Regions from separate parts of the Homo sapiens genome. Here region 2 is linked to region 1. A link is a loop called in an ENCODE intact Hi-C map of the cell type or tissue named here. Cell type or tissue: B cell. All regions are shown on one strand. Links, peaks and the distances in the headings refer to the core of each region. The heading gives the core; the rest is flanking DNA. Region 1 has its middle 8.3 kb from the start of TMEM183A. Region 2 overlaps KDM5B (lysine demethylase 5B).

Region 1 (13,567 bases), core at 1,603-9,602:
GAGCAGGACCCTGGGCTAGTATTATCAGGCCTCTGAGCCCAAGCCACGCCACCGCATCCCTGGTGACTTGCACGTGTACGCCCAGATGGCCTGAAGTAACTGAAGAATCACAAAAGTGAAAATGCCCTGCCCCGCCTTAACTGATGACATTCCACCACAAAAGAAGTGAAAATGGCCAGTCCTTCCTTAAGTGATGACATTACCTTGTGAAAGTCCTTTTCCTGGCTCAAAAAGCTCCCCCACTGAGCACCTTGCGACCCCCACTCCTGCCCACCAGAGAACAAATCCCCTTTGACTGCAATTTTCCTTTATCTACCCAAATCCTATAAAACGGCCCCACCCTTATCTCCCTTCACTGACTCTCTTTTCCGACTCAGCCCGCCTGCACCCAGGTGATTAAGAGCTTTATTGCTCACACAAAGCCTGTTTGGTGGTCTCTTCACACAGACGCGCATGAAAAGTAAATAAATAAATAAATTAAAAAAAAAAGAAAAGTATCACCGCGACACATAAGAAGTTATTTGGTTTCCTAAGTTATTCTCCTTTATCCTTCTAACTTCCTTGCAGCTCCTAAAAGGTGATAATCCCTGGCTTGGGAAACTTAGGACCCAGGCATCCAATCCGCTGGATCTACCAGAGAGTATCTTATTTTCAGTCTAACGAGCTGGCACCAAGTTTGTTAGGAGAAAAACCTCAGGCCTTTTACTAACATTATGTAACAGACTACCACCAGGGATCTTGCTAATAGGCTTGAATCAATTAGGAATTAAAATTGAAGCTGAAGAGAATTGATTACAATTATGAAATATTCAAATTTAATTTATCTAAAGTTACAACATGAAACAAATGTCTAATAAGCTGTTAACAAAAGAAAATTCTTTCAAATAAGGTTTCTATTTATATGTAATTCATGTTTGTAGTCCAGTTCAAAATGCAGATGGTAAGTGCTGAGGCTTCTCATTTCACAACGTTATCAATAAAAAATTCATGGCCGGGTATGGTGGCTCACGCTTGTAATCCCAGCACCTAGGGAGGTGGAGGCGGGAGAATACTTGAGCTCAGGAGTTTGAGACCTGCCTGGGCAACAAGACCCCATTCTCCACAAAAAGGTAAAAAAAAAAAAAGACCAAAAAAAGTGTAATAAAAATTTCACAAGGTTCACATAGATGTAGATTTCTACTCATGTGGCACCCTGTTGAAAACACTCAGGCATTCAGATTCTGGAGGAAATCAAAGTTACAAGAAACATAAACCCTATTACAATGTCACTATAAAAAACTTGGGTTTTAACAAGAATGTTGTCTCATTTTTCAGCAGTATAATTACTATTTTAATGCATTGGATGAAAGAAATGCTAGTTCCCAAAACTGTTTATTTCTTTTTTTTTTTTTTTGAGACGGAGTCTCACTCTGTCACCCAGGCTGGAGTGCAGTGGCACGATCTCAGCTCACTGCAACCTCCGCCTCCCGGATTCAAGCAATTCTCCTGCCTCAGCCTCCCGAGTAGCTGGGATTACAGGCATGTGCCACCACACCTGGCTAATTTTTTTGTATTTTTAGTACAGACGGGGTTTCACCAAATTGGCCAGGCTGGTCTTGAACTCCTAACCTTGTGATCCACCCACCTCGACCTCCCAAAGTGCTGGGATTACAGGCGTGAGCCACCGCGCCCGGCCTCAAAACTGTTTATTTCATCTTTCAAAATTTCTAGACTGAGAAGATTTTAAGCAAATCCTCTGAGACTCTTAAGTCCTTGGGCCAATATAGTGGAACAAATGATCCTACTCTTTCATTCCACCTTTTATTAAAAAGCAACAATTTTTAATTAATAGCACTGTTAATCTCCAGACCAGAAGATACAAGTTCTTGCTAGGAAGACAAGTAAAAGTTACTAAAATTGTTATTATGTTTAAATGCAAGTGGCTTAACCTAGCTATTAGGAAGAAAGTGAAAGGAAAATGTTGTTTTCAAATATTTTCCTCAGAAAAGTGGGAAATTCAAGGACAGCAGATAAATATATACAGCATTCGAATGCTATATTTCTAGATTATGTCCACCCTACTTTTTTGGTATTAAACTGTCCTTTAGACCCGGCACGGTGGCACACACCTGTACTCCCAGCACTTTGGGAGGCCGAGGAGGGTGCATTACAAGGCCAGGAGTTCAAGATCAGCCTGGCCAACATGGTAAAACCCTGTTTCTACTAAAAAACAAACAAACAAAAACAAAAATTAGCCGGGCATGGTGGCGGGTGACTGTAGTCCCAACTACTTGGGAGGATAGCTTGAACCCAGGAGGCGAAGGTTGCAGTGAGCCGAGATCGCACCACTGCACTCCAGCCTGGGCGACAGAGCGAGACTCCATCTCAAAAAAAAAAAAAAGGTTGTTATTTATTTTGCACTAATAGTAAATGCTCACAGGAGGTGTTTGCTTTTTAAGGTTCCTTTATCTTGAAAACTTAAAGATGGCAAATCTATGTTGGTTGTCATAATTTTCTTTCAAATTTTAATAGCCTGTGAAACCCTAAAGCCTGGGAATCATTGCTTTGGAGGTATTGGAAAAGTATCCCTTCGGTTTGAATAAATAAATACATGACAGTGGGATTTCCTACTGAAGGCAGTTTAGTATAAAAAAGCAATATTTTGAAAGTAGTCAAGAGTGCAGCTTGTGAAGTCAGACTTGCTTGCATTCAAAACTTCCCTCTGCCATTTATTATCTGTGTGACCTTGGAAAAGTTACTTAACCTCTCTGAACCTCAGTTTCCTTGCCTGTAAATTTCAGATAATAAAAACACCTGCTTCACTGGGTTGTTGAAATAATTAATTGAATTAACCCATAAAAAGCATTAAAAATAGCACATAGTAAGCCTCTCAGCTATTATTATAGTGGTGAAAAAGTTGTGGTAGTTGTTATTTGAAAACACCTTAGGTGACTGATTCCTTTTTGCTTCTACTGCATTAGGACAGAATACATAGAGTCAGAAGGAAGGCAACCCATTCCAGTTTATTAAAATGCTAAGACTAGTTAGTACCTAACATACAAGTGGCAGGGTTAGAATTCAGACTATCTCCAAAGTTCATATATTAAAAAAACACTGTTCACTTTGGGAGGCCAAGGCAGGTGGATGATTGAGGTCAGTAGTTCGAGACCACCCTGGCCAACATGGTAAAACCCCATCTCTACTAAAAATACGAAAAAAAAAAAATTAGTCAGGCATGCTGGGACATGTCTGTAGTCCCAGCCACTCGGGAGGCTGAGGCAGGAAAAAACACTGTCTTGGCCAGGTGCAGTGGCTCCCAGCACTTTGGGTGGTAGAGATGGGAGGATCACTTGATGCCAGAAGTTCGATACCAGCCTGGTCACCATAGTGAGACACCATCTCTGTTAAATAAATAAATAAGAATAAGAAATAAAAATAAAAACCACTGTCTTATACTGCCTCTAAGATTAAAAGAGTCATACTGAACTTTTGCCTTTGATTAATATTAGTAGTCTAAGTGTAAGTTCCTCTGAGCTGGCCACACCATGGTCAAGGCATTGTGACATTCTCCCACCCTTGTGATAATGTACTTTGTGATATTCCCTATCCTTGTGAATGTGCTTTGTAACGCTCCTGCCCGCCCTTGTGACAATACAGTCTCCCCCTCCGCCTTGTGAACGTACTTTGTAACATTCCTCCCTGCCCTTGTGACAATGCGTCCTCTCTGCCCTTGTGAATGTACTTTGTAACATCCTCCCCGCCCTTGAGAATGTACTTTGTAACATCCATCCTTTGCCCACAAAAATTGCTCCTAACTCCACGGCCTATCCCAAACTTATAAGAACCAATGATAATCCCACCACACTTCGCTGACTCCTTTCTCGGACTCAGCCCACTTGCACCCAAGTGAATAAACAGCCTTGTTGCTCACACTAAGCCTGCTCAGGTGGTCTCTTATACAGATGCGTGTAACAGTTAGTACACGTGGAGTCAAACTAAGAGAAAACCTGTAACAGAAAACAAACTGAAAGCGTACTTAAACAATGAATTTCTATGATGTGCTAAAGCTGTGGAAAAGATCTGAGAAGAATCTGATTCATAAGAAGAATGCAGTGAGCCAAGATCGCGCCACTGCACTCCAGCCTGGTGACAGAGTGAGACTCCATCTCAAAAAAAAAAAAAAAAACAAAAAAAAAACAGCTGTGGCACTAGAAAAACTGCATTTATTGCATTTATTAAATCTAGGGAAAATTGCTTGTGATTAACTTTACCCACCTTATTTAAAATATAGTATATTGATGCCGAGCGCGGTGGCTCACGCCTGTAATCCTGGCACTCTGGGAGGCCGAGGCCGGCAGATCACCTGAGGTCAGGAGTTCAAGACCGGCCTGGCCATCATGGTGAAACCCCATCTCTACTAAAAATACAAAAATCAGCCGGGCATTGTAGCCGGCATCTGTAGTCCCAGCCACTTGGGAGGCTGAGGCATGAGAATCACTTGAGCCCAGGAGATCGCACCACTGCACCCCAGCCTGGGTGACAGACTGAGACTGTCTCAAAAGCAAAAAATAAAATACAATATAGTATATGGCCAGGTGTGGTGGCTTACACCTGTAATCCCAATACTTTGGGAGGCCGAGGCAGGAGGATTGCTTGAGGCCAGGAGTTTGAGACCAGCCTGGTCAACATAGTGAGACCTCATCTCTATTTTATAAAATAAATTTTAAAAATAAAATATAGTATATGATACAAATAGTTCAATTCACATAGTTCTCAGTGGTTTTCAGTTAAAAATAATAGTAACAAATAGAGTAGCCTAGCGTTGGGAAGCTCAGGCTCTAGAGGCAGATGTTCTCAGTTTCAATCACTGTTCTTCTCTTAATAGCTACATAACCTGGAGCAGATTACTTAATCTCACAAAAATTCAGTTTCCTTATCTATAAGATGAGCTTCATAATGATTCCCAATTCATAGAGTTGCTTTAAGGATTAAATGAGATAATACAATATATGGAAAGCTCTTAGCTCAGCACCTGGCACATAATAAGCACTCAATAAAGGTGGGCTGCACTTAAAACTAGAAGCATATTCATTTGAATCAGTAGCTCTCAGCCATGACTGCACAATGGACTCCCTCCCTGGTGGTGGCATTTTATAAAGTACTAGTGACCTGGCCCTACACCCAAAGTTTCATATTCAATCAGTCTGAGGTGTAGCCTGGGCACTCGCATTATTTTAAAACAATCCCTAGAGGGCCAGGCTGGTGGGCCACACCTGTAGTTCCAGCTACTCTGGAGGCTGAGGAGGGAGGATCCTTCAAGACCAGGAGTTATTCTCTTAAAAACAAACAAAAATAATCCCCAGATGACTTTAATGTTCCGTCCAAATATTGAGAACACAGGTTTAGATCAAGGGCCAGCAAACCAGAGGCTGCAGGCCAAATCTGACCCCTACATATTTTTTGTAAATAAAGTTTTATTGAAATACTCCTACCTATTTATGTATTATCTGTGGCTACTTTTTTTCTTTTTTAACCAACTGATAATCACTTAAAGAAAATTGATTAATCCTGTGCAGAGGTGACTTCAACAGCTGGCTCAATACTGATGAAAGTAATCAATTTAGCAATTCAGAAGTTCTGTGTCAGTCAGTGAGTCGCTTGTGGATTCTTATGGGGATTTATCTTGGATTCTTACAAGTCTTAAACAAACTTCACCACAGGAGTTTTTCTCTTAGTGATTCTTAGAATCTTGGTAGGGATCTAAAATGGTCCTTTCACTTTGAGATTATTTTCCTTTGCACTTTTGATCAAGTCAGCACACATCTTCTCCAGGGATGTCAGGTTGCAGCTAGTTAGGGTAATTTTATTTTCAGAGACAGGGTCTCGCTCTGTCGCCCAGGCTGGAGTTCAGTGGCGCGATATCAGCTCACTGCAGCCTCGACCTCCTGGGCTCAAGAGATCCTCCCACCTCAGCCCCCCAAGTAGCTGGGACCACAGGTGCGCACCACCACGCCCGAATAAATTTTGTATTTTTTGTAGAGAAAGAGTCTCTCTATATTGTCCAGGCTAGTCTTGAACATGGGCTCAAGTGATCCACCACCTGCCTTGGCCTTCCGAAATGCTGGGACTACAAACGTGAGCCACCGCGCCTGGCCGGTTAGGGTAATTCTAATTCAGTGAATTAACTTGTGGTTCCAGGGATGTCTTTCTCATGTTGTTAAAAGCTGCGTCTGTGGCATGATTTCCTCTGGAGAGTGAACAGCGGCGAGTCAGTTGCAGGAGCGGGTGGACCAGAGTTCCGGTACAGCTGGGACCAGGTCTTCCTCAAAGAGCTATCTGTGGCTCCTTTCACTCTACAAGGCGTAATAATGACAAAGACCGAATGATCCTCAAAGTCTAAAATATTTGCCGTCTGGCCCTTTACAGCAAGTTTGCAGACTTCTAATTTAGAATAAAGTTTCTGGGCACTCTGCACCACAAGAGGGCAGTATAGCCTCAGTACGTGATAATTGAGTCTACAAAAATTTGCACATCAGGAATTACAGAAATGAACATATTTTTCCCACCTATAGGCTCCTTTCTCTAATTTACAAACATGCACAAGTCTACTCTGTCCTGAAAACCTCCATGACAAACACTGTTCCCTCCTCTATCTACCATGACTAATAAGAACACCTTTTGCCCATTGTCTTTGTTTCTTCAGCACCTAGACAATTCTTGTGTCACCAGACTCGGGCTTCAAAATTCACCTGTCCATTGAAACTACTCTTAAGGTAGCCAGTGACCTCTTCATTGCATTTTCTACATTCTCTTTCTTATATTTCTATGAGATCTCATCCTTCTTGAAATCATCTTTACGATGATACTCCATTTTTTTAGCTCTCTTCATTATCTCTCTGGCTACTCTCACGGTGACAATGCTCTTTTTTCTCCTTCTATAACCTGTGTTCCCTATTCCACTCTGTTTAAGATGGGCATCAGTCCAGATAAATGCTGTTTTTGCTTTTGCAAATTATTAGCCTTACAAAGTTTTGGGCCGGGTATGGTGGCTCATGCCTGTAATCCCAGCACTTTGGGAGCCCGAGGCGGGTGGATCACGAGGTCAGGGGTTTGAGACCAGCCTGACCAACACGGTGAAACCCCGTCTCTACTAAAAATACAAAAATTAGCTGGGCATGGTGGCGGGTGCCTGTAATCCCAGCTACTCAGGAGGCTGAGGCAGGAGAATCGCTTGAACCCGGGAGGAGGAGGTTGCAGTGAGCCGAGATCGCGCCACTGCACTCCAGCCTGGGCGACAGAGCGAGACTCGTCTCAAAAAAACAAAAACAAAACAAAACAAAACAAAGTTTGGGAATCAGATTGCTAACTTATAAGGGGCATGGCCAGGACTTAGTATGCAATGGGGCCAGGTAAGAAGGAATTGCTATTAACTGAAGAGGTTTGATCAAGTACCACGTCCCAAGGGCAGACCAGAATGAGTTGGGGGGTGAACACAATCTTCCTCAGCTTCATAATCCCACACTTCATGATCCAGTCAATTTTGGGGGCCAGACCCAAGTCTAATCCTTAGTATCTTTATACTGTTTCCTCTATCAGGGAATACCTGCTCCATTCCTTTCTCCTGGGTAACATAGGAGCTCTGTAGGATTAAAAAAAAATGGAGTTCCATGCTAGCTATAAACACTCTACTTGCAGTTACTATAATTAGCTGAGAGCTCTGGGAATTTTCAAGTTTCATTCACGCTGTAGTATGAATCAGAACTTCATCTCTTTTTCTTGCTAAATAGTGTTCCATTTTATGTATGCACCACATTGTGTTTTTCCGTTCATCTGTTGAGGGACATTTGAGTTGCTAATGTGAATAATGCTGCTATAAATATGGGTCCACAAATATTATTTCAAGACCCTGCTTTCAATTCTTTTGGTATATATCCAGCAGTGGAATTACTGGATCATGTGGCAATTCTATTTCTAATTTTTTGAGGAACCACCATACAGTTTTCCACAGCAGCTGCACCATTTTACATTTCCACAAACAGTGCACAAGGATTTCAACTTTTGTTCATCCTAGCCAGCACTTGTTATTTCCTGTTTCTTTTTAATAGTAGTCATCCTAATATGTGTGGGATGGAATCTCATTGTGGTTTTGATTTGCACTCCCCTGATGATCAGTGATATTGAGCATCTTTTCATGTGCTTATTGGCCATTTATATATCTTCTTTGGAGAAATGTCTATTCAACTCCTTTTGCCCATTTTTGAATCAGGTTTTTTTGTTGTTGTTGCTGCTGTTGAGTGTTTGGAGTTCTCTATATAAACTGGATACTAATCCCTTATAAGATACATGATTTGGGCTGGATGTGGGGGCTCATGCCAGTAATCCCAGCACTTTGGGAGACTGAGGCAAGAGGATTACTTGAGCCCAGGAGTTTGAGATCAGCCTGGACAACATAGCAAGACCCTGTCTTTACAAAAAATTTAAAAATTAACCAGATGTGGTGGTGCAGACCTGTGGTCCCAGCTACTCTGGAGGCTGAGGTGAGGATTACTTGAGCCCGGTAGGTTGAGGCTGCAGTGAGCTGTGATTGTGCCACTGCACTTCAGCCTGGGTGGCACAGAAAGATCCTGTCTCAAAAAAAAAAAAAAAAGATGTAGGATTTTCAAATATTTTTTCCAACTTTGTGGGTTGCCGTTTTACTCTGTTGATAGTGTTTTTGATGCACAAAAGCTTTTAATTTTCATAAAGTCTAAATTGTCTATTCTTTCTTTTGTTGCCAGTCCCCTTGGTGTCATATCCAAAAATTCATTGCCAAATCCAATACTGTGAAGCTTTTGCCTATGTTTTCTTCTAAGAGTTTTATAGTTTTAGCTCTCAAGTTTGTCTTTCATCCATATCAATTTAATTTTTGTATGTGATGTAAGGTAAGGATCCAACTTCATTCTTATGTTGTGTGCATATCCAGCTTTCAGAGCACCATTTGTTGAAAAGACTGTCCTTTTCCCATTGAATGGTCTTGGCTCCCTTATCAAAAATCATTTGACTGTATGTTAGAGTTTATTTCTGGGCTTTCTTTTCCATTCCATTAGTCTATATGTCTTCCTTTATGCCAATACCACACGTTTTGATTACTGTAGCTTTGTAGTGAGTTTTGAAATAAGGAAGTGTGAGTCCTCCAACTTTGCTCTTCTTTTTCAAGACTGTTTTGCCTACTCAAGGCAAATTCCATATGAATTTTAGGAAGGATTTTTCTATTTCTGCAAAAGACATCATTGGGATTTTGATGGGTATTGCATTGAATCTGTAGATGACTTTGAAAGTATTAACATCTTAACAATATTAAGTGTTCCAATCAATGAACATAGGATGGCTTTCCATTTATTTATGCTTTCTTTAATTTCTTTGGCAATATTTTGTAGTTTTCATTGTACAAGTCACATCCTTGGCTAAGTGAATTCCTAAGGACTTTGTTCTCTTTGATGGTATTAGAAATAGATTTCTTTTTCATTAATTTCATTTTCAGAGTGTTTATTCTGTTTATTACTTCATAGAAATTCAACTGATGTTTTTGTGTTGATTTTGTATCCTGCTAATTTGCTGAATTAGTTTAATAGTTCTAACAGGTTTTTTTGGTAGAATCTTTAGGACTTTGTACATATAAGATCATATCATCTTCAAACAGAGAAAATTTTGCTCTTCTTCTCAAATTTGGATTTTTTTTCTGTCTTTCTTTGTGCCTAATTGCTCTGGCTAGAATTTCCAGTACTATGTTGAGTAGAAGTGGCAAAAGCGGGCATCCTTGCCTTGTACCTGATCTTACAGGAAAAGTTTTTAGTCTTTTACTATTCAGTATGACGTTCACTGTGAATTCTTTATATATGATTTTATTATGTTGTGGTAATTTTCTTCTATTCCCAGGTTGTGGAATGTTTTTATAATGAAAGTATGTTGAATTTTGTCAAATGCTTTTTCTGCATCAATTGAGATAATTATGTGGTTTTCTTCCCCTTCGTTATGTTAGTGTGGTGTATTACATTGGTTTTCATATGTTAATCCATTATTACATCCGGGAATAAATCCCCCTTGATCACGGTATATAATCCTTAAGATGCTGCTTAATTCTTTTGGCTAGTATTTTATTGAGGATTTTTATATGAATGTTCAAAAGGGATATTGATCTGTAGTGTCCTTATTGTATCTTTGCTAGCTTTGGTATCAGGGCAAAACCAGCCTCACAGGATGAACTAGGGAGTGTTTCCTCCTCTTAAATTTTTTGGAACAGCTTGAGGATTCATGTTAGCTCTTTAAATGTTTGGTAGAATTCACCACAGAAGCCATCAGATCCAGGGCTTTCTTTGTCAGGAGATTTTTTTTATTACTGATTAGATCTTACTAATTATGAGTCAACTCATAGTTTCTATTTTTTAACGATTCAGTCTTGGTAGGTTTTGTGTTTCTAGGAATTTGTCCGTTTAATCTGGGATATCCAATTTGTTGGCATACAATTGTTCATAATACTCTCTTATAATCCTTTTTATTTCTGTGAATCAATAGTAATGTCCCACTTTCTGATTTTAGTATTTTAGTCTTCTCTCCTTTTATTCTTACTCAGTCTAGCTAAAGATTTATCAATTTTGTTCGTCTCTTCAAAGAACAACTTTTGGATTAGTTTCTTTTCTTTTTCTTTGAGACAGAGTCTCGCTCTGTCACCCAGGCTGGAATGCAGTGGTGCAATCTCAGCTCACTGCAAACTCTGCCTCCCGGGTTCAAGTGATCCCCTCACCTCAGCCTCCCAAGTAGCTGGGATTACAGATGTGCACCACCACACCTAGCTAATTTTTGCATTTTTTGCGGAGACAGAGTTTCACCACATTGGCCAGGCTGGTCTTGACCTCCTGGCCTCAAGTGATCCACCCACCTCGGCCTCCCAAAGTGCTGGGATCACAGGTGTGAGTCATCGTATTTTCTTTATTATTTTTCTGTTCTCTGTTTTGTTTATCTCTGCTTTTATCTTTATTAGTTCCTTCCTTCTGCTAGCTTTGAACTTTGTTATCTTTTTCTAGTTCTTGAAACTGTAAGTTAGGTTGTTGATTTGAGATCTTTCTTCTTTCTAAATATGAGAATTTATAGCTATAAATTAACCCCTTTACATGGCTTTTGTTGCATCCTCTAAGTTTTGGTATGTTGTATTTTAATTTTCATTTATCTCTAAGTATTTTCCAATTTCCCTCTGTGATTTCTTCTTCCTCTTCTAAAGGGAGGTCCTAGAATATAGTTCCTGATAAGCTATGACAAAATTTTAGTATGTCGAGTGGGGTACCTCAGTAGTCACTCTCATAGAAGTAGACTATAATAGGCCGGGCACAGTGGCTCACGCCTGTAATCCCAGCACTTTGGGAGGCCGAGGCGAGCGGATCACGAGGTCAGGAAATCGAGACCATCCTGGCTAACACGGTGAAACCCCATCTCTACTAAAAATACAAAAAAAATTAGCCGGGCGTGGTGGCGAGTGCCTGTAGTCCCAGCTACTCGGGAGGCTGAGGCAGGAGAATGGCGTGAACCTGAGGCAGGAGAATGGCGTGAACCTGGGAGGCGGAGCTTGCAGTGAGCCGAGATCACGCCACGGCACTCCAGCCTGGGCGACAGAGCAAGACTCCATCTCAAAAAATAAAAGAAAAAATAAAAGAAGTAGACTAGAATAGTGGTTACCACAGGACGGGGAGAGTAGTTGGGGAGCAAGCATCATGACAGATTGTTCAGTGAGTACAAAGCTGTAGTTAGATAGGGGGAATAAGTTCTGGTGGTCTATTGTATACTAGGATGACTAGAGTTAACAATAATGTCTGTTTCAAAAGAGCTAGAGGAGAGGTTTGTTAATGTTATCCTCACAAATAAATAAATGTTCAAGGTGATGGGTATGCTAATTACTCTAATTTTGTCATTGCACAATTTATACAGGTATTGAAACATCACATTACACTCCATAAATATGTACAATTATTATGTGCCAGTCACAAAATTTTTTTAATGTACATAGGATAATGGTCCAATGATCAAGAATGTCAGGATAGCTAACAAATACTTTGAATAAAATATAATACAGTAGGATGATTAAAAAAAGAAACTCGGGGTAAGAAAGAATATTTTGCCGGGCACAATGGCTCACACCTGTAATCTCAGCACTTTGGGAGGCCGAGGTGGGCAAATGGTTTGGATTCAGGAGTCCAAGACCAGCCTGAGCAACATGGCAAAAACCTGTCTCCACTAAAAATACAGAAAATTAGCTGGGTGTGGTGGTGCACACCTGTAGTCTCAGCTACTTGGGAGGCTGAGGCAGGAGGATTGCCTGAACCAGGGAAGTTGTCTGCAGTGAACCATGATTGCACCACTGCACTCCAGCCTGGGCAACAGGAGTAAAAAAACACTGCCTCAAAACAAAGAAGAAAGAATATTTGTAGAATATATAAAAGTTCTCTAAAAGCATCAACAGTGGGTAATAGGAAAGAATCACTATTGTAATACTCAGAATTGTCAAGTTATAAAATGTAAAGGAAGGACAGCTGAATACGAGAAAACTATATTTTGAAAAATAACAATGTGGGCCAATTTTTAAATAAACCATATAAATACCAGGGCTATGTAGGAAAATCTCACATAGGTTTTGCTATTGTTTTTCTATATGCCTTATAACTCTGGTTCCTCGTTCCTGCATTACTGTCTTCTTTTGTGTTTAGCTGGGGTTTTTTGTAGCGTAATGTTTTACTTTTCTTCTCATTCCCTTTTGTGTATATTCTATAACCATTTTATTTAAGGTTGCCATGGGGATTACACTTCACATCCTGAAGTTATGACACTCTAATTTGAATTTATACCAACTTAACTTCAATAGATACAAAAACTCTGCTCCTATACTGCTGACTCCCCACCCCTTTCAGCTATTGATATCATAAAATATCTTTATACATTGTGTGTCCAAAAACATAGACTAATAGTTGTTTTTTAAAATGTATTAGTCTCTAAAATGATGTAGAAAACAAAATGCAGAGTCTCAAACTGAAGTTACAATAATACTAGCTCTTAGACTAATAATTGTATTTTATACCGGAAATTTTATGCTCATTTTTACTTCTACATAAATTTTTTTAAAAGAAGCATTTTGGTTGAGAGAGAATAAAGAAGATGAGGAAGATTTTTTTAAAGACTAAGAAGAAAAAGTAGAAAGGGGTAGGAGAAGGAAAAGGAAAAAGATGCTTATTTAGTCTCAAGTGAGTCATGACCTATAGCATAATGCTATAGTTTTATACATGTGCCTTTAGCAAAATAATACTATCACTAAGTAAAGCTCATCTATAATTGTAGATGTTTTTAGATTTAAAAGTTGAATTTAGGATCTTTATGGGGTAATTAGAACTGGTATTAAATTCCTATTATAAACAACTAGAAAATTGGATAAAATATAAGAAAAAAAAATGCCTTCGGACATTGAACAACAAGTAACCCAGGAGAGAAAGCACAGACACAAAGTAAGCCTTACAGTTTCCCTGGCTTTCTGCATTGAGGTAATTTCTGAACCACAGACATTACAGAGCAG
Region 2 (14,570 bases), core at 3,564-11,563, 250 kb after region 1:
CATTCTCCCTCATTCCATCCCAGTTGCTGTATCAATTTATGGATCCCAGCAATATATGAGTGAATTTGTTTTTCCCCAGCACCTCTAACATCAGCTATTAGTTACTTAAAATGTTTGCTTATTTAATGGACTTAAATTTATACTCCATTTGAATTTTCAGTTCTCTTGACTTCCTTATGTGTTATAATATTTGCCAATATGTTTGCTTAACCAATCCTGATGACTTGCATGTAACCTCTTCTATTTGTGGTTAACTGTATATTTTGACAGAATATTAGATGAGGACATTGAGGGATAGACATTTAAATGTTACCTGCCTCTGGATTTACACCAGATTAACAACAGATTGACATTTAGTCTGGTGACTCTTTATTCTAAGGGCGTGCTGCTACAAGTTGCTCCTTTTGTTATATCATATATACTGGAAGTCCCCAACCACCCTTTCCCAACCTGGCCATTGACCAATACCAGTCGGTGGCCTGTTAGGAACAGGGCCACACAGCAGGAGGTGATCAGTGGGCAAACATTACACCCGAGCTCTGCGTCCTGTCAGATCAGTGGCTGCATTAGAGTCTCATAGGAGGGCAAACCCTATTGTGAACTGCCTATGCAAAGGATCTAGGTTGCATGTTCCTTATGAGAATCTAATCCCCCCCCCACCTCCCAGCCCTTGCGCCCTGCCCTTCCCCATCCATGGAAAAATTGCCTTCCATGAAACCCATCCCTGGTGCCAAAAACACAGGGACACTGGCGACCACTGCTATATACTGTGTTTTTTGTGTTGGTTGCCTACATTGCTCTCAGACAGGTCCAGTGAAAAGAATGAAAGGATGGACTCAGGTAATGTATTTGAAAGCATCTCAAAGTATAAAGCATCATTGAAACAACAAACCTTATTACTGTGCTGTTGTCAACTGTACAGTGCTATACGTCATTCAGACACAACTAACCATTATTACTATACAGTTTATGTTACATTTTTTGAAACACAGAAATATCTCCCGGTCATAAATAATTGCTTTCCTTGGCTCCCTTTTACAGTTGTGGCCTGGCTGGTGATAGAGGAACATAAATTCCTTTTAGACAGTAGAGGTTTCCTGAATTGCCTAAGATCAATTATAGAACATTATAGACACAATTTTTCCTTAGGATGCTGTTCTTTGATTCCCATCACTGAGCTTAATTGGTCACAGACAGTTTGTGAGGAAACTCATTTTTTCTATTCCTTGTATTTCCAGATGGTCCCCACAGAGCTTGTTGAGAAAGAATTTTGGAGACTAGTAAGCACTATTGAGGAGGATGTCACAGTGGAATATGGAGCTGACATTGCCTCAAAGGAATTTGGCAGTGGCTTTCCTGTCCGAGATGGGAAAATCAAACTCTCACCTGAGGAAGAGGTAGGCATATAAGTGGCTTGGAAATTGAGGTATTTATTGAAATTCTGTTTGGTTGGCTTGAAGTAACTTATGATTACTTTTAGCAAATCCTTAATTACCAGATTTTTAATGATTTCAAGAAAAGTAGAAAGAGCCTACAGAAGAATTCTAGTCCTAACTATGTCACTATGTTGTGGTCATAGGGGAAAATTACTTATCATCCTTTGCCTTCAGATTTTATAACCTTGGTTTCTCCTTCTGAAGAAAACCTGAAGGCCTGAGACCAGGTCTATTTATTTTCAAACTTTAATATTTTTGAGTATTTTTTTCCATACTAGCGAACTCTTAGGAAGAGTTCTGTTTCTATCTTGGTAGGAAAGTGTGATTTTTTTTTTTTTTTGGTAGTTTTCTTTGAAAGTATTACATATGATCAGAAAAGTACATAGTTATATGTATACAGACTGATGAATTTCCACAAGCTGAACACACCCATGTAACCAGCACTAACTAAAACAAGAAATAGGATATTCCCAGCACCCCAGAAGTTCCCTTTTCGCCCGCTCTCCTTCACTACTTTTCCTCTTTCAGGACGAGCACTATGCCCTCAGGATAATCACTATCCTGACTTCTAACACTATAGATTAGTTTGCCTGATTTTGAACTTTGTTAAAGTGGACTCATGGCTTATGTTCCTCTATATATATTTAAAAAGAGACAGATACAGAAGTATGTGCTGTGTGAGTCCATTTATACAAAGCTCAAAACTGGGCAAAACGAATCTCTGGGCATCCTAGAAGGTCAGCATGGTGGCCCCTCCTCTTCCACATTTCTTTTTTTATTTTGAAGGATAATATTTTTAGCTGGCCTTCTAAAACGTTAGCATTGTATAGCTAAACCTTTATCCTCTTTTGTCTTCTTATTTTTAGGAGTATCTTGATAGTGGCTGGAATTTGAACAACATGCCAGTGATGGAGCAGTCTGTCCTTGCACATATTACTGCTGATATATGTGGCATGAAACTTCCTTGGTTGTATGTGGGAATGTGCTTTTCTTCATTCTGTTGGCACATTGAAGACCACTGGAGCTATTCAATTAACTACTTGCACTGGTGAGAAGTTCCAAAAAGAACCCATGAGTAGTATGCATGCTGGATAGGAAAACTTTCCTTTTCAGTGCAGATGTGTCTTAACTGTGTCTGAAGAGCATTGAACTACTTTTTTCCCTAAGGTTTTTCACTTCTGTTAGAACAGGCATCCTGACAAGTTAAGACAGTGGTTCTTAAGATTCCTAGAGCATCCATGAATTCCCTGAAATTGCACACACACTACTTTGCAAGAACAACGTAATTCTGGGGGAAGGGTAGTTTTTATCTGAAGTAAGGAAGTCTTTGTCTAGGCCGGGTGCAGTGGCTCACGCCTGTAATCCCAGCAGTTTGGGAGGCCAAGATGGGCGGATCACCTGAGGTCAGGAGTTCGAGACCAGCCTGGCCAACATGGAGAAACCCCGTCTTTACTAAAAATATGAAAATTAGCTGGGTGTGGTGGTGAGCACCTATAATCCCAGCTACTTGGGAGGTGGAGGGAGGAGAATCACTTGATCCTGGGAGGCAGAGGTTGCAGTGAGCCAAGAGACCGCACCATTGCACTCCTGCCTGGGCAACAGAGCGAAACTCTGCCTCAAAACAAAAAGAAGTATTTACCTATAGAAAAAGCATATTCTAAATAAAAGTTACTTTTACTATAGAAAATCCCATTTGGTGGCAGTGCTAGCCTGGATACCCCTTTGGGAGAAGCGTGAATTATAGTAGGTACCACAGTGTCCTCCAGGTCTGTGTAATGACTAGCCTCTCTTTTGTTGTGTTGAATTCAGGTATCACTATGCACAGTAGAGTGAGCCTTATCTTGGTGTGCACATTGAGGGGGCAAGGCGGGAGGGATGTGCAGATATTTGGGCTTCTTTACTTTTTAAACTCTTCAAGCCATTTCTTCACATCTGTTTTCTTCTCTATTTTTCTTCTAAATATAAAAATATTTGAAAATCTGTAACTCACTCAAATCCTCACACAAGGAATTTGAGGATGTACCACAAGAAAGAGAATTGGCATATATATGTATAGAATTAATTCTGCTTCCCTAGGCAGTTTCTCCCAGCTGTAAAATGAATATTATATTTACCATACCTCGCAGGGATGATACAGATAAATTGTTTGATAATTTAAAGTCCTTTGAAGAATAAGAATTCCTTAGAAATGCTAATTGCCTTACTAGTGTTTGATTTAACTTCGTCTGCCAGAATGGGCAAGGGAAAAGAAAAATGGAAAGTTGCCTTACCCTTGTGGGTTGCTTTAGGAAACTGTGATAACAACATATCCTGAAGTGAATACGATACCTTATATTCTTAGAAATTCTGGATATTGGCTGGGCATGGTGGCTCACGCCTGTAATCTCAGCACTAAGCTGAGGCGGGCGGTTCACCTGAGGTCAGGAGTTCGAGACCAGCCTGGCAACATGGTGAAACCCCGTGTCCACTAAAAATACAAAAATTAGCTGGGCATGGTGGTGCACGCCTGTAATACTAGCTACTCGGGAGGCTGAGGCAGGAGAATTGCTTGAACCTGGGAGGTGGAGGTTGCAGTGAGCCAAGATTGCGTCATTGCACTTCAGCATGGACAACACAGCAAGACTCAGTCTCAAAAAAAAAAAACAAAAAAAAAACAACAACAACAAAAGAGAAATTCTAGGTGTCTGCATTTTCTAAAGAGTCAGATAAAAATGAGAGTGGGGAGAGGGACTTCAGATGTTCAGATGGAAAGTCTTCTGTTCATACTTGAAGGGGGAAAATGCATTACATATGTTCACATCACATTCCTTTTTTGTTTTTTTTGAGATGGAGTCTTGCTCTTGTCACCCAGGCAGGAATGCAATGGTGTGATCTCTGCTCACTGGATCCTCCACCTCCTGGGGTCAAGTGAATCTTCTGCCTCAGCCTCCCAAGTAGCTGGGATTACAGGTGCCTGCCACCATGCCTGGCTAATTTTGTATTTTTAATAGAGATGGGGTTTCACCATGTTGGCCAGGCTGGTCTTGAACTCCTGACCTCGTGATCTACCCGCCTCAGTCTCCCAAAGTGCTGGGATTACAGACGTGAGCCACAGCACCTGGCTCACATTCACATTTCTAATGATATTTCGTCAGTTTGTGGATTCCTTTTTTGCGTAGTCTTACAAAGCCGAGTCTGAAAAATATGAACTGGTAACCCATTTTGTTTGTGTTGGTGTTGCAGATTGATTTATTTTTATAATCTATTTCCAGGGGTGAGCCAAAAACCTGGTATGGAGTCCCAGGGTATGCTGCTGAGCAGCTAGAAAATGTAATGAAGAAACTAGCTCCAGAACTCTTTGTGTCCCAGCCGGATCTCCTCCATCAGCTTGTGACCATCATGAACCCCAATACCCTGATGACTCATGAAGTGCCTGTATGTTCTGGGTTAATCCTCCTGCCACTCAAGCTTAATTCACCACTTCTCTTTTTCCTTTTTATTCACTTTTTTATGATGTTGATTTAGTTCTGTGTTTTCCATAGCATGACTTGATAGCAGAAACAGCTGTTTTGCTGCAGTACTGTACATTTACTCAGTAGGACTGGATCCTTAGATACCACAAAAACTAATTTGTTGCAGCTGATAACTAGATTGCTAAACAGCCTTCCTTTGCAAGTAATAATTGCAATTCATTGGTTTTAGTGTATTTATAAGTGAAAATCTATTTCAAGGTCTTGAGCTTGTATTTTAGGGTGCCCAGTCTGACTGAAAAGTCTAGAGGTTGCTAAATGAAGTGACAACTATACAGTCATGGGAAACCTAACAACAGGGATATGTTCTGAGAAATGCGTTGCTAGGTGATTTTGTTGTCATGTGAACTTCATGGAGTGTACTTACACAAACCTAGATGGTATAGCCAACTACACACCTAGGCTGTATGGTGTAGGCTATTGCTGCTGGGCTACAAATTTGTACAGCATGTTACTGTACTGAATACCTTAGATAGCTGTAACACAATAGTAAGGATTTGTGTATTTAAATGTATCTAAACAGAAAAGGTACAGTGAAAATATGGTATTATAATCTTACAGATCACCATTGATATGTGGTCTGTCTGTGACCAAAATGTTGTTACATGGTGCACAACTATACTGGCTTCCTTTTGGAGAATACTCTGAAGACATTTGGGAAGCCATATTGAAATGTATGAAGAGTCCATCTTAGCTAAATAAAATGTAAATGATACATTTACAGTGTTAAAGTGAACTTGTTGTGACCTAAAGTTTATGCTTTTGGGTTCATAGGCTAGTCAATGGAGACAACAGAAAGGACTTTCATTTGAGGCATTATAAATTATGCATGGACCATAGCTTAGAAAGTAATCACCAGTAAGCACCACAATCTCACCATCTCCTCATAGTTGGTATTTCTTCTCATAATATTTTTCTTTCCTCATGTTGACTGTTTTTTCCAATTTGTTAAGAGTAGATTGCTTTAATTGAGACCTGACCCTGGTTCTTTAATAATTGAGCAAACTTTCTGGAGTTAGATTCTGGACCTACAGAGATAGATGAATGAACTCCTTGTGCATTTAGGGATTCATTATCTGAAGTAAAAGATAATGTTTATACAGATAATACAAGGGTGGTGTGGTTTGACAGTGGTGACAACTATGAGACTGATCTAATAACTCTATTGAGAATCAGAAAGGGCTCTTAAATGAGATGACATCTGTAGTAGGAGCTGGAACTCTGATAAATTATCACATGTTTGGCAGAGTCAGGGAAGGAGGAAGTATTCCAAGTAGAAGATATGGTGTTCCTGTGATGGGTAGTAGTCTTTACACAGAACCCTGAAGGCCGTATTACTACACAGATGGCTGGTCTCCACCCCTAGAATTTCTGATCCTGTTATTTTGTTAGTCTGAGTGGGGCTTCAGGATTTGCATTTCCAACAAGCTCCTAGTGGATGTTGATGCTTTTGTTCTGGGGGACCGTACACTAGGTAAGCATTGGTGTAGAAATGTAGATGCTTGAAAAGGAATCTAATATTATTATATAATAATAAGCTCAGTATAAGGATTTGTGTGCCTAGAGCAATATAGGTACTTTTGGGGTGAGGGTGGTGGTAGGAAGAAGGGAATGATGGGAGGTAAGTTTGAGTTCCAAATGAGGAGGACCTCTGTATGTTATGAGATTCTTGAAATAGAGTGGGATTGCTTTAATTGGTGGTAGAAGATGCTACTTGAGGGGTAATAATAATATATTAGGATATTCTTAATTGCAGCTGTTTTTAAAAGTTATACCTTGAACCTTAATATGGGCACATTTTTGTTTTGTGTTCAGATACTAATCAACTTTGGTAGTCTGGGATACTGCTCCATCTTGTGACATAAATTAGTATCTCTAGGTGATATTCTACTATAATAATTTGTTTTTTCTGGCTCAATTTCAGAAAGCTGCCTTTTTTTGAAAATTATCTAATAGACTGTGTCCAGATTGTCTTTAGTAACAATGTCACTCTTTAAGAAACTCAAAAATCTTCAATTTCTGTCTCTTTAGGTTTACCGAACTAATCAGTGTGCTGGGGAGTTTGTGATTACATTTCCAAGAGCCTACCACAGTGGTTTTAACCAGGGTTTTAATTTTGCTGAGGCTGTTAACTTCTGCACTGTTGATTGGGTATGTAATTACAATGTAGTTAACCTTTTCAAATTTATTGTTTTTCCTGAGGAAATGGAATATAATGTTTTAAAGTGTCATGTGGGCTGGGTGCGGTAGCTCATGCCTATAATCCCAGCGCTTTCGGAAGCCAAGGTGGGCAGATCACCTGAGGTCAGGAGTTCGAGACCAGCCTGGCCAACATGGTGAAGCCCCATCTCTACTAAAAATACAAAAATTAGGCGTGGCGGTGGGCGCCTGTAATCCCAATTACTTGGGAGGCTGAGGCAGGAGAATCACTTGAACCCAGGAGGTGGAGGTCGCAGTGAGCCAAGATCACGCCATTGCACTCCAGCCTGGGCAACAGACTGAAACTCTGTCTCAAAAAAATAAATAAATGTCACATGGATAGTTGCCTTGACCCATTACTGCTCAGCTGGTCAGTCTGCAAATTGTTTACCAGTCCACAATGAGATAAAGCACTTGTACCACAGTGTAAATCAAGCATGAATTACCTAAGCATACTGCTTAGTTCAGCTGATGTTTTTTCTTTTGTAGCAAGACTTTGTTGATGAAGAATGGAGTCTATTGATTTACATTCTGGCTGAAGCTCAGTATCTCATTGCAAACTGATAAATAATTCCAGTCTAAAGGCTTTGTATAGTACTAGCTTACATTATCTGCAGTACAGCAATTTAAGGACACATTTGGTTTCATTAGTTGTAAAGTTTAATTTTTATATTTGTATTAATACTTTTCATTTACCTAAAAAGTTCTAGATTAAGTGGTGTTAAAGCTAATGAATTATAACTTTGTTATAATGGCACTTGCTATATCTATACTTATTTCCCATTAAGTAGTTTTTCAGAGTATTATTCCCTGAAGTAGGTTGATCATACCAGTTCAGCACAATTATTTCAGGAAATATATAAGGTCATACTTCTAATTAGATTCTACATTGTTGTAGATACTCATACATTGTTAATATGCTGGGTCTTTTTTTTTTTTTTAACCACTTTTTAATTAAGATATGTAAGATTACAGATCTTTGGGATGCAAAGATAAATAGGGCCTAGGCTAGGAATTTTATGAGTCTGGTGTTTTGTTTGTTTTTTAAATTTTTTCGAGACAGTCTCGCTCTGTCACCCAGGCTGGAGTGCAGTGGTGCAATCATGGCTCATTGCAGCCTCGACCTCCCAGGCTCAAGCAATCCTTCCACATCAGCCTCCAGAGTAGATGGGACTACAGGCGTGCACCGCCACACCCGACTAATGTTTATATTTGTTTGTAGAGATGGGATTTCACCATACTGCACAGGCTGGTCTCCAATTCTTAGACTCAAGCAAGGCTTGGCCTCCCAAAGTGTTGGAATTACAGGTGTGAGCCATCTACCTGGCCCAGAGTCTGGTTTTAGGGTTGGTAAATGATACGTGTTAAGACCCATAGTGTGATGTTTGGTAATTTGATAATAATGGGTCAGAGGTGTTTGGAAATAGAAGAAAGATGAATGTTATTTTTTTCTTTCCGTGTTTTGATACAGCTGCCATTAGGCCGACAGTGTGTGGAGCATTATCGCTTGCTTCATCGATATTGTGTGTTTTCCCACGATGAGATGATCTGCAAGATGGCTTCCAAGGCTGATGTATTAGATGTTGTAGTGGCTTCAACTGTTCAGAAAGACATGGCCATTATGATTGAGGATGAGAAAGCTTTAAGAGAAACTGTCCGTAAATTGGTAAGGCTTATGGAAATCCAACTGCATGTTGTCATTGGGTATTATTTAGTAAAATTTTTACGCACTTTAATATCATTTTAAGCAGTCTTTTTAAAGCCTATTTTCTTTGAGGCCATTGTAATAGATGTATAGTAGTATCTCGTGGTTTTAATTTTTATTCACTATCTTATTTGCCACATGTACATATGTCTCTTTGAAGTAGCTGTTCAAATGTCTTGCCCCTTTAAAAAAAATGTTTTGTAGAAACAGGGTCTCACTATGTTGCCCAGGCTGGTCTCAAACTCCTGGGTTCAAGCTATCCACCCAACTCAACCTCCCAATGTGCTGGGATTACAGGCGTGAGCCACCACACCCGGCTTGCCCTTTATTTTTTTAAAACATTTGGTTTTTGTAATAATTCTTTATGTATTCTGCATACCAGTTTTTTTTTTTTTAAATCAGATAGGTGTTTTGCTAATGTTTTCTCCCAGTCTGTGGCTTGTCTTTGATTTTCCTACCAGTGTCTTTCAGCAAGCAGGAGTTTTTCATTTTGATGAAGTCCAGTTTGTTAATTATTTTCTTGTGTGAATCATGTTTTTTTGGTTTCCTATTTAATAAATCTTGCCTAATCCAAAGTTACAAAGATTTTCTCCTACAAAGTCATCTAGAATTTCATAGTTTGAAGTTTTACATTTAGGTCTTTCATCTATTTCAAGTAATTTTTGTTTTTCAAAAATATGAGTCAAGGTTCATTTTTTTGCATGTGGATATCTAGTTCTTCCAGCAGCATTTCTTGAAAAGACTATCTTTTCTTCATTAAATTGCTTTGGCACCTTTGTTGAAAATCAATTCACCACATAAGTATGGGTCTATTTCTGGACTCTTGTGTTCTGGTGATCTATGCATCTATTCTATTGCTAATACTAAATGGTCTTGATTATTGTAGCTTTCTAAGAAGTCTTGAAATCAGGTAGTATGAGTCTTCTAACTTTGTTTTTTTTAAAAAATTGTTTTATCTCTTTTACTTTTTTTAATGTACATTTTAGAATCAGCTTATTGATTTCTACCAAATCAATTCCTGTTGGAATTTTGATTGAGACTGCATGAAACTATGGATAGTTTGGGGGAGAATTGATATCTTAATAATATTGAGTCTTCCAATTCATGAACATAGTATAATTTTATATTGCATGTTTTTTGGCACTATTATAAATTGTACTTTTAAAAACTGAATTTCTAATTGTTTATTGCTAGTATTTAGAGAGACAATTGACTTGTATATTGACCTTGTCTCCTGAGACCTTGCTAAAGTCACTTAATTCCCAGTAGCTTTTTCATGGATTCTTTTAGAATAATAATATCTGCAAATAGTAATACTGTTTTTTTTTTTTTTTTTAAAAATATGTGCCTTTTTGGGTAGAATCCTGGAATATTGGCTCTCTGCAGCCCATTTACATTTTAACAGCAGGTTACCTACCTTACCCTCTTATATTTTACAGTTGGGGGAAAATAGTGCCCAGAGGGTTTAAGTAACTTACCAAAGTCTTACATCAAAAATGGTAGCTCATTTTTAGAACTCTGAGACTTTTTCCATATATGGAATTTACAAATTAAAATTAGGTATGAACTACATGATTGATTCTCAATTAAAATCCATGGAGTTGGTCCTTAATCTTATTTTAAACAAAAATGTTAACTTTCTCCATCCCATGAAGTCCTTTTTAATGACCAATTCAAGAATAAAACCAAAATCTAATTAGCATTTTCCTTACCTTCCTCATCTTTGTTGGCCCATATAATTGGCAGATATGAAATAGTTAAAAGGTTAAAATACAGGATAACAGAATAAAAGAAAGAAGCCCAGTAGTTCATAAACGACTGGCATTCTCAAGGCTGGATTAGGATCCAGTTTTAGATAGGGAGAAAAGGTGATAGAAGTTTGGTCTTTAAATGACAAAAGGTGTATCCAAGAAGGGTTCTCTAGATGTTAGGTGGTACAGATTATGTTGAAATTTACTGGTTCAAGACCTTATTTTTCCTGACAGTCTTTTAGGAGGAAATGTTTAATTATGACTTTAGTCTTTGCTATTGCACAAATTTTCTAACTATTCAGTTAATGATATCCTTTCATATAACTTCCTGTAAAAGGCTGAGAGACCACTCAGCATCTTCCCAAACTCAATTTCTGCACGATAGTCTTTTCCACTCGTCCCATCTTCTTTCCTTTTATTTTTGTCCTTTTAATAGATTCTCCATATTTCCTCAGAAGTAGGAAACATATTCCTTTCTTTTAATCTTATCTATACCTCTTATCTATACCCAAAATGTGGACAAGGCTAATTTGTAGTAGAACAGATAACTAATCTCAGTAGTTTTACAGTCCTATGGTGTTCATACTCAGATCAAAATGACCAAACATAAGGACCTGCCTTGTCTGAAAAAGGAGATCTCCCTAGACAAATGAACTTGCCTGTATTTGCTAGGTCATTTGTTTCTTTGTATGCCACACATTTTTAATCATGCATCCCTATTTTGGTAAAGCTTTTTTTTTTTTTTCAGACTCAAGTACTACTGCATGTTTGTCTTGGGCTGGTGGATTATATTATCCTTTGGAGGTCTCTCTAAAGTATACTTTATTCTAGGGAGTGATTGATTCGGAAAGAATGGATTTTGAGCTGTTGCCAGATGATGAACGTCAGTGTGTAAAATGCAAAACTACATGCTTCATGTCTGCCATCTCCTGTTCTTGTAAACCTGGCCTTCTTGTTTGCCTGCATCATGTAAAAGAATTGTGTTCCTGTCCTCCTTACAAATATAAATTGCGGTAAGTAGGAAGAACGATTTTTTTTCCTATGGAAAACAGTTGATCCTTACTAAAAGCTCAATGATACCGCAGTTCTAGGGCTGAAATGTTAAGTATAAAACATCTAGTTTTCTCCAAAGCTACACGTCTCAAAGCTAAGTGTGGTGGTATTATTTCCAGGTATAGGTACACGCTGGATGATCTCTACCCTATGATGAATGCATTGAAGCTTCGAGCAGAATCTTACAACGAATGGGCCTTGAATGTGAATGAAGCTTTGGAGGCAAAGATCAACAAGAAGAAAAGTATGTGATACAGAAAGTGACTTGGTGATTGGCAAATTGGGGCTTATTGTGATGTAGCCAAATTAAAGTCAACAAAACATTTCTTGAAACAGCCTGACCTCATCCTTGGTTAGCCCCTCTACATAGCCCGGTTTACAGAGCACCGGCAGAGAAGGTTTTAAAACCAAGAGTGGATAAGGCAGTTGCCCTTACATCCCAGTGAAATTTTGTTATATGAGTTGTGCAACATCACTTACTTAACAAAAACGATATTGTTAGGAAACCTTTATTTTTGTCTCAGAAATAAAAATTTCACATTTCTTACAAAGATGTTGAAATCTTTAAAAAAACAAAAACAAAAACAAAGCATCTTGTGACAAAGGCAGCATGACACTAAATCAGGAGTCTCTGAAATGGTAGTTTATCACTTCTTAGTTCTAATTAAAGTTAAGGTCCCTGGCACTTGTCATTACCTTTGAAAGTCACTGCTACCCTTTATATCTCTCTCTCTCTTTTTTCTTATGAAAATATAGTTTGTTTTTTGCTTTTTACTTTTCACCTCAGGGGTATATGTGCAAGCTTGTTACATAGATAAACTTGTGTCATGGGCGTTTGTTGTACAGATTATTTCATCATCCAGGTATTAAGCTTAGTACCCATTAGTTATTTTTCTGGAGCCTCTCCCTCCTCCTGCCCTCCACCCTCCAATAGGCTCCATTGTGTGTTGTTCCCCTGTATGTGTTCACGTGTTACTCCCCTGTATGCATCCATGTGTTTTCATCATTTAGCTCCCACTTAATAAGTGAGAATATGCAGTATTTGCTTTCCTGTTCCTAGTGTTAGTTTGCTAACTAATTGCCTCCAGTTCCATCCATGTTCCTGCAAAGGACACGAGCTCATTCTTTTTTATGGCTGCATAGTATTCCATGGTGTATATGTACCACATTTTTCTTTATCCAGTCTATCATTGATGGGTATTTAGGTTGATTCTATGTCTTTGCTATTGTGAATAGTGTTGCAGTGAACATACACATGCATGTGTCTTTATAAATGGAATGATGTATATTCCTTTGGGTATATACCCAGTAATGGCATTGCTCGGTCAAATGGTATTTCAGTCTTTAGATCTTTGAAGAATCACCACACTGTCTTCCACAATCGTTGAACTAATTTACACTTCTACCAACAGTGTATATGCGTTCCCTTTTCTCCACAACCTTGCCAGCATGTTACTTTTTGACTTTTTAATAATAGCCATTCTGACTGGTATGAGGTGATATCTCATTGTGGTGTTTTTTTTGTTTGTTTTTGTTTTTGTTTTGAGACGGAGTCTTGCTCTGTCACCCAGACTGGAGTGCAGTGGTGCGATCTCGGCTCACTGCAACCTCCACCTCCTGGGTTCAAGCAATTCTCCTGCCTCAGCCTCCTGTGTAGCTGGGACTACAGGCACGTGCCAACATGCCCAGCTAATTTTTGTATTTTTAGTAGAGACAGGATTTCACCATGTTAGTCAGGCTGGCCTTGAACTCCTGACCTTGTGATCTGCCTGCCTCGGCCTCCCAAAGTACTGGGATTACAGGCGTGAGCCACTGCGCCCGGCCTTTCATTGTAGTTTTGATTTGCATTTCTCTAATGATCAGTGATGTTGAGCTTTTTTTCATATGATTGTTGGCCATACGTATGTCTTCTTTTGAAAAGTATCTTTTCATATCCTTTGCCTACTTTTTAATGTTTTTTTCTTGTAAATTTGTTTTAAGTTCCTTATATATGCTGGATATTAGACCTTTGTCAGATGCACAGTTTGCAAGTATTTTCTCCCATTCTGTAGGTTGTCTATTCACTCTGATGATAGTTTCTTTTGCTGTGCAGAAGCTCTTTAATTAGATCCCATTTGTCAGTTTTTGCTTTTGTTGAAGTTGCTTTTGGCATCTTCATGAAATCTTTGCCTGTGCCTATGTCCTGACAGGTATTGCCTAGGTTGTCATCCAGGGTTTTTATATTTTTGGGTTTTACATTTAAGTCTTTCATTCCTCTTGAGTTAATTTTTGTATATGGTGTAAGGAAGGGGTCCAGTTTTAATCTTCTGCATATGGCTAGCTGTTATTCCAGCACCATTTATTGAATAGGGAATCCTTTCTCCATTGCTTGTTTTTGTTAGATTAGTTGAAGATCAGATAGTTGTAGGTGTGCCTTTTTATTTCTGGGTTCTCTATTCTGTTCTGTTAGTCTGTGTGTCTGTTTTTGTACCAGTCCATTTCTCTTTCAGAGTGTTTTCACTTGCTTCCATTTCTGTAGCCCAACACGTAACTCCACCCGCTTTTATTTAGGGGAAAGGAGCAATATCATTGTCTCTGAGTCTCCTGTGCTCTAGTAACTGAGCACACTAGTTACTCACTAACTGCAGAATAAAATGCAGGAGGAAGAAGTGGTTCAAGCCACAATAAGATTTATATTTACTTTGCTTTCATAAGTCAGTTGTTTTCTTCTTTTTGTCTATTTTAAACATGCCAGGTGTTTTTTTTTTTTTTTTTTTTTTTTTTTTGAGACAAGGTCTTGCTCTGTCATCTCAACTGGAGTGCAGTGGCATGGTCGTGGCTCACCGCAGCCTTGAAATCCTGGGTTTAAGTAATCCTCCTGCTTTAGTTTGTCAAATAGTTGGGACTACAGTTGTGTGCCACCATGGCTGGCTAAGTT

The links. Peaks named below come from ENCODE experiments on the same cell type or tissue, not always from the same donor. Only the 100,000 strongest peaks of a DNase experiment are listed, where the experiment ranks them.
Region 2: a loop joins it to region 1, with 24 times the contacts of the local background. A loop is called at or near these places in 47 of 110 quality-filtered maps.

What each region holds. Positions count from the first base shown.
Region 1 is chr1:202,992,332-203,005,898 of GRCh38, reverse strand. It overlaps the pseudogene MGAT4FP and the pseudogene RPS20P8. Among named protein-coding and RNA genes, the nearest start is that of TMEM183A, 8.3 kb to the left of the region's middle. RefSeq lists a cis regulatory region at 1-196 and an enhancer at 1-722. In B cell, for the core only: CTCF peaks have their summits at 6,257 and 6,464 (motif pointing right); a DNase peak (open chromatin) is centred at 6,458; H3K4me3 peaks cover 295 bases; H3K27ac peaks cover 1,210 bases.
Region 2 is chr1:202,743,185-202,757,754 of GRCh38, reverse strand. KDM5B (lysine demethylase 5B) reads left to right here. Exons shown (of 27, transcript NM_006618.5): 10 at 1,239-1,397; 11 at 2,303-2,484; 12 at 4,688-4,850; 13 at 6,977-7,096; 14 at 8,616-8,810; 15 at 11,432-11,613; 16 at 11,773-11,897. Among named protein-coding and RNA genes, the nearest start is that of SYT2, 40 kb to the right of the region's middle. In B cell, for the core only: a CTCF peak has its summit at 6,788; no DNase peak of the experiment used is centred there.